2 separate regions of the Homo sapiens genome follow, and region 1 is linked to region 2. Evidence: chromatin contacts called from ENCODE Hi-C or POLR2A ChIA-PET data. All regions are on one chromosome and are shown on one strand. Each heading gives the region's core, a stretch centred on a gene start or an enhancer-like site at or near the end of the contact. The rest is flanking DNA. Distances are from core to core; before and after follow the strand shown.

Region 1 (4,389 bases), core at 1,012-3,511, 280 kb before region 2:
CTGGCACAGTGTCTCACACCTGTAATCCCAGCACTTTGGGAGGGTGAGGCAGGCAGATCACTTGAGGTCAGGAGTTCAAGACCAGCCTGGCCAACATGGTGAAAGCCTATCTCTACTAAAAATACAATAAAAGAAAACCAGGCTTGGTAGTGGGCACCTGTAATCCTCCTGTAATCCTAGGTACTCGGGAGGCTGAGGTACGAGAATGCTTGAGCCTGGGAAGTGGAGGTTGCAGTGAGCCGAAATCACACCACTGTGCTCCAGTCTGGGCAATATAGTGAGACTCTGCCTCATGAAAAAAAAGCCTAATAATAGCTCAGTGAATGTTAACTATTACTGTAATTTGTATTATTGTGTTGTGATTATTAATGTCTTCTGAAGATGAAGTACAAATCTCCCCATTCTATGCTACTATAGAGAAGAAAGAATTCAGTTTTTAAAGCTGAGATAAATCAAATAATTCTAGCATCACAGATTTGCTGGTACTAGTTCCCCCGTGTATTAAATAGGCACAATGTGGCTATTTCTTAAGCTAGTTGAAGATTCAGTGAGCAAGCGCAGATCAAACAGCCTGGTGCTGAAGAGTAGATCAGTGGCTGTTACCTGAATCATACTGTTTTGTCCCTTTGAGGAGGGGTGCTCTGGAAAGAGCCCCTGCCAGCCTCAGAGGAAGGGACATTGCTGGGCAGCAGGTCACATGCAGTGCTTGTCTCAACAAAGCAAAGTAACATGTGGCAAGCACAGCTGGGGGCAGCTGTTCCCTCGTTCCCTGAGGATAAAGCCCTGCTCTGTGGATGAGCATTTTTTGGCACCAGGATAGACACAGCTAAGCCTAACTGGTTATCTGCCAGGCTTGAAGCTGGCCCAACCTTGCCCACCCATCTGCAATTCTTTCCTGATTAGGAAGAAAGTAAATTCACCTCTGAGTCCTCTGCGTGGGAACAAAGCTCTACTTTGCCTGACTTTCAAGATACACAATTAGGATTCCCCAAAGGTTATTGGTGTCAGACTGGCACACAGTAGGTGTTTAACATACTTTCTAAAACCTTTGATGATGCTAGTTTTATGTATCCTGCTTCACTTAATCCTCACACTAATCTTTTGGAGTCAATATTATTGAATTTTATAGATGAAGAAAAGGTTCAGAGGGTTAAGTGGATTTTCTAACAAAACATAACAAGCCGAGTGGTGAACCTTGCATTTGAACCCACATCTGTCTAACTCTGTGCCCTGTGATCTTTCTAATATTGCACCTGTAACGTACAAATCTGGGAAAGAAAAGTAAATCGGGAGGCTATTTCATGATTTTTTTTTTAACTCTCAAGCAGGTGAAAAGATTGCCCACTCACACAGACCCAAGTAACAGATTAGTCTCTCCAACTTCATTAGAAACAATTTTATTTCTCTGAATATTGTGTCTCATTGATTTGCCCTTTTTCCAGGCAGGCACAGTGTTAGAGGCTGAGAATTCTGATCTGAAAAGCCCAAGTCAAAGACCTCCCTGAATTTGAAAAGCCCACAGGAGAAAAACAAGAGATAATCCTTTGACATTTCTTTGCAAGATCCCAATTGTGGCAAATTTTGTGTTCCCAAGTGCTGTGGAGGCACAAGGCAGCAATGACCAGCTCTGTCTGTGAGAGTCAGAACTTCCCAGTCAAAGAGAAATGAACTGAATCTTAAAGGGGGAGCAGGAAGATGTGCACAGTGACTTGTCCCTGAGCCTGGTCCTGGTAAAGGGAACTTAATGTTTAAAGGCATAGTGATGTATAAAGCGGGTGTTTAGGGAGCAACAAGTAAGGCTATGTGGTTGGATTTTAACATCTGCCATTAGGATGCAGACACGGCTAAACATTTGCCAGGTCTTCCATAGCCCCCTAGTATGTCAGAGCCAGACATTCACAAGGTAACTGAAACCAGAGAAGGAACCTGGCCTGTTCAGGGACACTGGAGAGCAAACCTCACTCCTGATTCCCAGAACAACACTTCACCAAACTGAGCTGCCTCTTGTGTAATCACCCTCATTCTCGTTTGGAGCCACCGCCTATGTGTCTCCTGCCTGGCCCAGATTCCTGGGGTCTCAAACCACATGAGACCTCAGAAGGGTGCATTAGTCATTTGCATTACTATCCGACCAGCATAGTTTCCTGGCCATGAAGCCTCCTGGCTTTAGAGATGCGTAACATGTGCTCATTTCCCTGCAGGGTTCAGCTTCGTTTAAGCTCAAACAAATGAGAAATGCTATGAAAAAATGTACAGTCCTTGACCTTTGAGCTCTTCCAGTTGGCTGATGGCCTTGGGTGAATTCCTCCCCCATGAATCAAAGTCAGGAGCCAAGTTGCATTATTTTAAGGACTCCAGGCTCAATGCCTTTCCCCTGTTTGCACTGCTCTCTCATTCCCTCCAAGTCCTACTGAGTCTTTGAGGCTCAGGCCAAGTGCCATCTCCTCTGGAAGCCTTCTCCCATTCCACCTCTCCACAACATCTAGTCCAAAGCTATCACTCTCTTCTCTGAACTTCTAAAATACTGTCTCTAATATCTATTCCACACCCAGCATATTTTAATTAAAATGTGAAAAAGGAAAATACAAATTTATGTCTTGTTACTTCCCCAACATTATACACTCTGAAGGCTTCCCCAGCCATATGGCACTGTCTGTCTCAGGCCAGTGGCACATTGGCTTACTTCTACCTTTGGATTGATGTCATTCCTACCTCCCAACACACTGTTCTCACTTTGTTTTCCTTCTCTCCCCCTCCATATCCACTCATCTGGCTTTCCCTACTGGGCCTTAGTAGATATTGAACATTTAACCATGGGCTACAAGTTACCATGTGACCTGAGCTTCCCAGGATGAACTGACTGTTGTCTGGCCCATCAAGCCATAAAGTTGGGTGTGTTCATCAGCACTCTACCATCAAATGGAAGTGACGTATAGGAGATGGGGTTCAAACAAGCCCTGGAAGCATGAGTAAGTTATGTGAAGAAGTGACCCAAATGCCCATGGTCCTCACTCCTATGTTACCTTATATCTCCCAGCCTGCACCCTATATCCTCATGAAAAGTTTTCTGTGATGAGTTGACACCTTTACCTACTTCCTGAATGACTACAGAAGCCTCTGAACTGGTCCCCTTGACTCTAATCCCTTTTATTTCCTTTTCTCCACTATAACTTGCCAACATGATCTTCAAAAAATGCTGCCCTGAGCACATTGTTCTCAGAAAGCTATGGCCCATTCCCACCCCTGTTGCTTGCAGAATTCCTGCTTACTATTCAAGGCCATGCTCATACTCTGCCTTCTGTTATCACTCCCCAGAGGGTACAGCTGGTTGGTGCTTCTCAAACATTATTCCCAAAGGACCCTTAAGGGCACAGAAAAGTGATCAAGTGTTCCTGAAGGTCCTAAAGGTAAAGCCTGAAACAGATCTCTATAAGAGTCCTTCCAAGACCAATGGATTATCTAAGAATTATGTCAACTTTACCTTTATTCTATGATATTTCTGGATGATTCAATATTACCTAATGTTATGTTACTTACATTTTCCTAGTAAATGTGATATTCTGTAAAAACATGCTGTCTTTATTCTCTAACTCTGTATATAGCACTGACAAGCCACCATTCCTCCCCCACATAAGTCTTTCCAAGTTTGAGAAACATGAGCCCTTGAGTACTTTTTTATTCTTCTATTTCTCTCGGGCATGGTTCTTTGCCTGAAAAGTTCAGGAAATTTCACACTATGCTACGGCAATATGCACAGGACAGTCCTAGGCATTTGGAGTGTTCATAGATTCTCCGTATCAATTAAAGATTGCTTAAAATTGAAGATAAGTCATGACTATACACAGTGATAATACTACTAAACATCATGCCAGGAATGACAACTTATATAGTGCTGACTAACCAAATACTTTCCTAAGCTCTTCATGTATATAAACACACTGAGTTCTGAGAACCATACCATGAAATAAATACTGCTAATATCCTCATTCCAAATACATGATAAGAAAACTGAGCTTGGCTTTGAAATAGGCATTCCAGCTCCAAAGACCATCACCTTAACCACTACATTAATACTTCTCAATTGTCATTAATATTAACATTATCAATAAGAGTAATAACAGTAATAGCAGTAATAGTAGTAGCTGCAGTAGCAGCTACAATCACAGTAACTGCCCACACACAAGCACACCCCTTAGAATTTAAATAAATCATATAAAATCTTCTTGAAATCCTGATAGTACAGATTTGTTTGCCATAAGACCTTCATAAACAACTGCTCTCTGAGCTCTATCTTCCTTTTCTACCCACAGAAGTTCAGGCAGAGGTCTCCCAAGATCCCTGTGGTTAGAAGTTTCAGTGACAGCATGCTGAAACTAGATTGCTATGCAC
Region 2 (4,550 bases), core at 924-3,423:
GGGAAAGCCACGCCTGAGCTGAATCTATCAGGGTGAAAAGTAGAAGAGGCAATCCAGGCTGTGATAAGAATACAGCCAAAAGGCTGAGGACTCTGGGATAGCACAGTGATGTAAGAACCAGACAAACAGGGCAAGCCGGTGAGTGGTGGGAGATGAAGCTAGAAAGTAGGCATAGTCATATCAAGAGTCTTGATGCCACTTCAAAGTGTACTTGCTTTCTAGGGCTGTCATAACCCAGTACCACAAACTGGGTGGCTCAAAACAACAGAAACTTATTCTGTCATAGTTACAGAGACCAGAAGTTCAAAATCAAGGTGTCGGCCAGTTTGGTTCCTTCTAGAGACTCAGAGAGAAACTGTTCCATGTGTCTCTCCTAACCTCTAGTTGGGCATTACTCCAGCCTCTGCCTCCATCTTCACATGGCATCCTCCTAGTATGTTTCTGTGTGTCTACATTTCTCTCTTCATTAAGGGCACCAGTCATTGGATTAGGGGCCCACACCACTTTGCTATCAGTTCATCTTAAGGTGGTCTCATCTGCAAAGACCCTGTTTCCAAATAAGATCATATTCATAGGTACTAGTGGCTAAGACTTGAGCTTATCATTTTGGGGGACACAGTTTAACCCACAAGATAATGGGAGTGACAGAGTTTTATGTAGTAAGGTCCCTTAGACTCTGGTGGTAAGAAATGATGACTGGAGACCTCCTCCTATGGTTCTGTTGCTTTGGTCACTAGGAAGCTCAAGTCAAACGGATAGCACACACTCACATCTTTTTTTTGGCACATGTACAGGGCACTACAATTTGTATCTCATCCATGAGCATTATTTCTGGTTCCCTCTTGTATTTTCTATCCTTATGTATCAGTCAAGTCCTAACAGGAAACAGAGGGAACACTCAATTTAAGATAATTCAAGAAAGGTTTATTTAAAACGGGGCTATTTACAGAGCTGTGGGCAGGAGATAGGGGAAGTACAACAGACAGTGCACTATCCAGGGGCCAATAACAGTGGAGCTTCACCACTAGTCCCAGGAGACAGAGCAATTACCTGTCTAGAAAGAAAGAGTCTTACTGAGAAGGTCAATTTGAGAGGATTTGTGTCCTCTAGGGAAGGACACAGCCTGCCCAAAGTGACTTCAGGACCTCACTCCCCTCCTCCCTCTGATCTCCTGCTGGTGCGCCCCATGGCCAAAGCCAGTAAAAATCCAGATATAAGCCACATGGTCAGTGCCCCAGGGCAGACAGCAGGACGGCAGGTGGAGTAGGTCTGAAGAGGCAAGTAGAAGAGACCCCCAGCAAGTCTTTTCCCTTGTCAGGGCTCACAATATAATACCCCAAAATATGGCATCTTGACACACGGAGGACTTTAAGCTGGAGGAAATTAAGAAAACTATAAAAGTGGGACGGTCTCTCTGACTTTCTCTGGCCTTTCTATCCTGAAGCAGGCCACAAAAGAATTCTCTGACCTACCTCCCCTAAACGTAGGTCACAAGACCCTCATTCCAGAAGTGTCCTGCCCTATATCCAGAGGCCAAGAAGAATCTGAACAAATAAACCTTGCTAAGTTCCCCCTAATTTTGCACCATTGGATGATACCCTTCTGTCCTTCAATCAAGCTTCTATTATGTCTGTCCATAAAAATATGCAGCTTTCCCTGGATCTTTGGGCCTTCATTTCCAAAGACTCCTCAGTCATGTAAAACTATATTAAACAAATAAGTTACGCTTTTCTCTTGTTAATCTGTCTTTGTCATTGGGATATCAGTCATAAACCTTGCAATAGGTTGGGAAAGAAATATTTTCTCCCCTACACCTTTCATTCTGATTTTCTAATTTATTTTTTATATTCTTTGTATTTGAGTCAGCAATCTCAAATCCTTCCTTTTTAGAATAAAAAGGGGAATAACCACCAAAAAGTATATAAAGCAGAGGCAGAATTTCCTGTCCCTTTCACCACAGTGCTCTCTGTCGTCAGCAGTTTGTAAGTTGCATGTGACAATCAGTTGAGTCACCCTGAGTGGTCATAGCAGGCTGACCCGCTATGGGATCAGAGCCCTTTGCGCACAGTCCTCTGGCCACTCAGCATGTTACATAAACTCCCGGCAGGCTCCCTATTTCCAGAGCTTTCCAAGGACATGCTTGCAGCAAGAGTCATCCTGGCACCAAGCACTTCTGACAGATGTTGCAAACTGCCAAGTGGAGAGGTCCAGATGGTGTGTTGAAGAGGGCAGAATGAGCCTCAGGACGGTACACAGGCTCTTCGTCTCACATGGAGAACACGCCAAATAATTCTGTGCACATGCTGAGAAGATCATCTTTCCTCCCTGAGCCCCAGGTTGCTTCTGGAGTATTTGGATTCAGGCATAGAATGTCAGAGCTGGAGAGTACCCTAGAGACCAACTAGTCCAAGCCCTTGTTAATACAGATGCATAGACTAAGGGCCAGAGAGCAGCAGGGTAATAGTGTATCATGGCTAGGGTTTGTTGAGTACCTACTGTCTCCCTGGTAATGTGCTATGTTTATTCATTCACATTCCTACTTATCACAGATGTGCTGAGTACCTGCTGCATGCAGGGCACTGTGCTAAGAAATGGAGATACATCTGGGGACAAGGCTGGCTTTATCCTGCCTTCATGGAGTCTACAGAATAATATGCTTTCGGCATGCTATCACTAATCCTTACCACAACTCTGCAAGGTGTGGTAGGAGACCACAGGTCTTAGAGACCGAAGTGACTCAGGCCACACACCACTCTTTCTTAAGAACTAGAAAAAGGCCAGGTGCAGTGGCTCACGCCTGTAATCCCTGCACTTTGGGAGGCTGAGGCAGGTGGAACACAAGGTCAGGAATTCAAGACCAGAATGGCCAAGATGGTAAAACCCCATCTCTACTAAAAACACAAAAATTAGCCGGGCATGGTGGCAGGTGCCTATAATCCCAGCTACTTGGGAGGCTGAGGCAGAGAACTGCTTGAACCCAGGAGGTGGAGGTTGCAGTGAGCCGAGATCACACCACCACAATCCAGCCTGGGCAACAGAGCGAGACTCTGTCTCAGGAAAAAAAAAAAAAAAAAACTAGAAAAATAAGGTTGCTCTCCATGAGTTAAATATAAACACTTCATGGAGCATCACAGCCACTGGAAGGAGGTAGGAAGGCACCTAGACTCGGAGGCCTTGATTGTAACCTGCTTGAAGATACTAATATTTTTAAAGAAGAAAACTGCATCCATCTGAAGAGGTTTGGGTCAGGTAGGAAGACAGAGAAAATGGATAACAGAAGCTTTGTTTAGAAAAAGGTCAGCATCTAGCACTCGAACTCTCTTGTGTGTGTTTTCCCTGTTTTCACTGAAGGAAATAGGGAAGAAAGCCTGTTTTCCTCAACTTTAGGGAAAATTGAATTCTCTTTTCAAGTTGATGCTTTGACAACTAACTGATTCTATCAAATAATGTTGGGCTGAGCTTCTAGCAGGCCCCAGGCTGTGACCCATGTTGTCTTATGAGGTAGACTCACTTTGAAGGGCTGTCCCACGAGATATCTCATGCTGTCCAGAAGAGAATTCACCTGAACTTCGGTGGTGAAAAACAGGGGCCTTAGTGTCAAGCAAACCTAGTTCAAGCCCTGGTTCCACCAGTTAAAGCTCTCGGACTTTGAGCAAGCCACTTATTCATCAGGGGTCTCAGCTTTGTCATCTATACAACAAGAATGATTATAATCCTTACTATTAACTAAATCCTTATATATAATAAATACTCAATTATTACTTTTTAAATCATTGTAATAATATTGATATATTATTACATATTAAGTACTGAATAATTGTCATTAGTATTAATAACAGCCATTTACATTACTCACTTGTTCGTAATAATAAAGTTATGTTTTTTGCTAGACAGCATTAGTTTAATCAATATTTTAAGTTTCTTTTCTGAATCTAAAGGTGAATACACATTCCTCAGAAAAATAAGAGAAAGCACAGAAAAGAATAGAGAGAAAAATAAAAAACAACTGTAGTCCCACAATCCAGAGAATACCACAGTTAGCATGTCAGTTTATTTCTCTCCAATGTCTTTTCTGTGTGTGTGTCTGTCTGTAAAGAGGTGAATTTTATGTAAATATGATCATACTTTACATATGTGACCATTTGCCAAGGAAAATAATTCTGTAACATTCTGTCATTGCACCATAGTTTATAAAAGCATTCTCTTATTGTTAGGCTTTGGGAGTTTTCCCCCAGATATTTTTATTCTTCTAAATCAGGCTATAATGAGATTCTTCATATAGAAATCTTTTCCACACCTCTCATAAATTTCGGAGAAAATTCTCTTGGTAAAATATTTAGATCAAAGGATATACATTTCTTTAAGTCTATAACACATTTTGTCAAATTAATTTCCATTAGGGTTATATTACGTTATTTTCGCTTCAGCACAATATGAATACTGCTTCTTTAAATCTTTCACTTCATAGATAAACTTAGCTTTTTTTCTATTTTATTGCCTGAATTACTCTTCAGTTTGGTAGTTACTGTTGTTTCTTTTTCTGAGAATTG

Evidence for each region. A loop is a pair of places that touch in the nucleus more often than their neighbours do. ChIA-PET counts read pairs that join two places held with the same protein, here RNA polymerase II (POLR2A). Pooled maps may share reads with other maps.
Region 1: a map of IMR-90 shows a loop between it and region 2 (6-fold over the local background). The contact joins two enhancer-like sites. A Hi-C loop is called at or near these places in 2 of 168 maps with a recorded cell type or tissue (IMR-90 and chondrocyte) and 3 of 50 pooled maps. POLR2A ChIA-PET finds 5 or more read pairs at or near these places in 1 of 52 experiments (PC-9).

What each region holds. Positions count from the first base shown.
Region 1 is chr1:55,716,808-55,721,196 of GRCh38, reverse strand. No RefSeq gene overlaps it. Among named protein-coding and RNA genes, the nearest start is that of LINC01753, 230 kb to the left of the region's middle. RefSeq lists enhancers at 237-737, 738-1,238. Within about 2 kb of position 2,261, at least 17 of the 41 ENCODE cell types and tissues checked have a DNase peak (open chromatin) inside an H3K27ac peak, as active enhancers do; they include IMR-90, where a contact is called at or near this core.
Region 2 is chr1:55,441,279-55,445,828 of GRCh38, reverse strand. No RefSeq gene overlaps it. Among named protein-coding and RNA genes, the nearest start is that of MIR4422, 220 kb to the right of the region's middle. Within about 2 kb of position 2,173, at least 11 of the 41 ENCODE cell types and tissues checked have a DNase peak (open chromatin) inside an H3K27ac peak, as active enhancers do; they include IMR-90, where a contact is called at or near this core.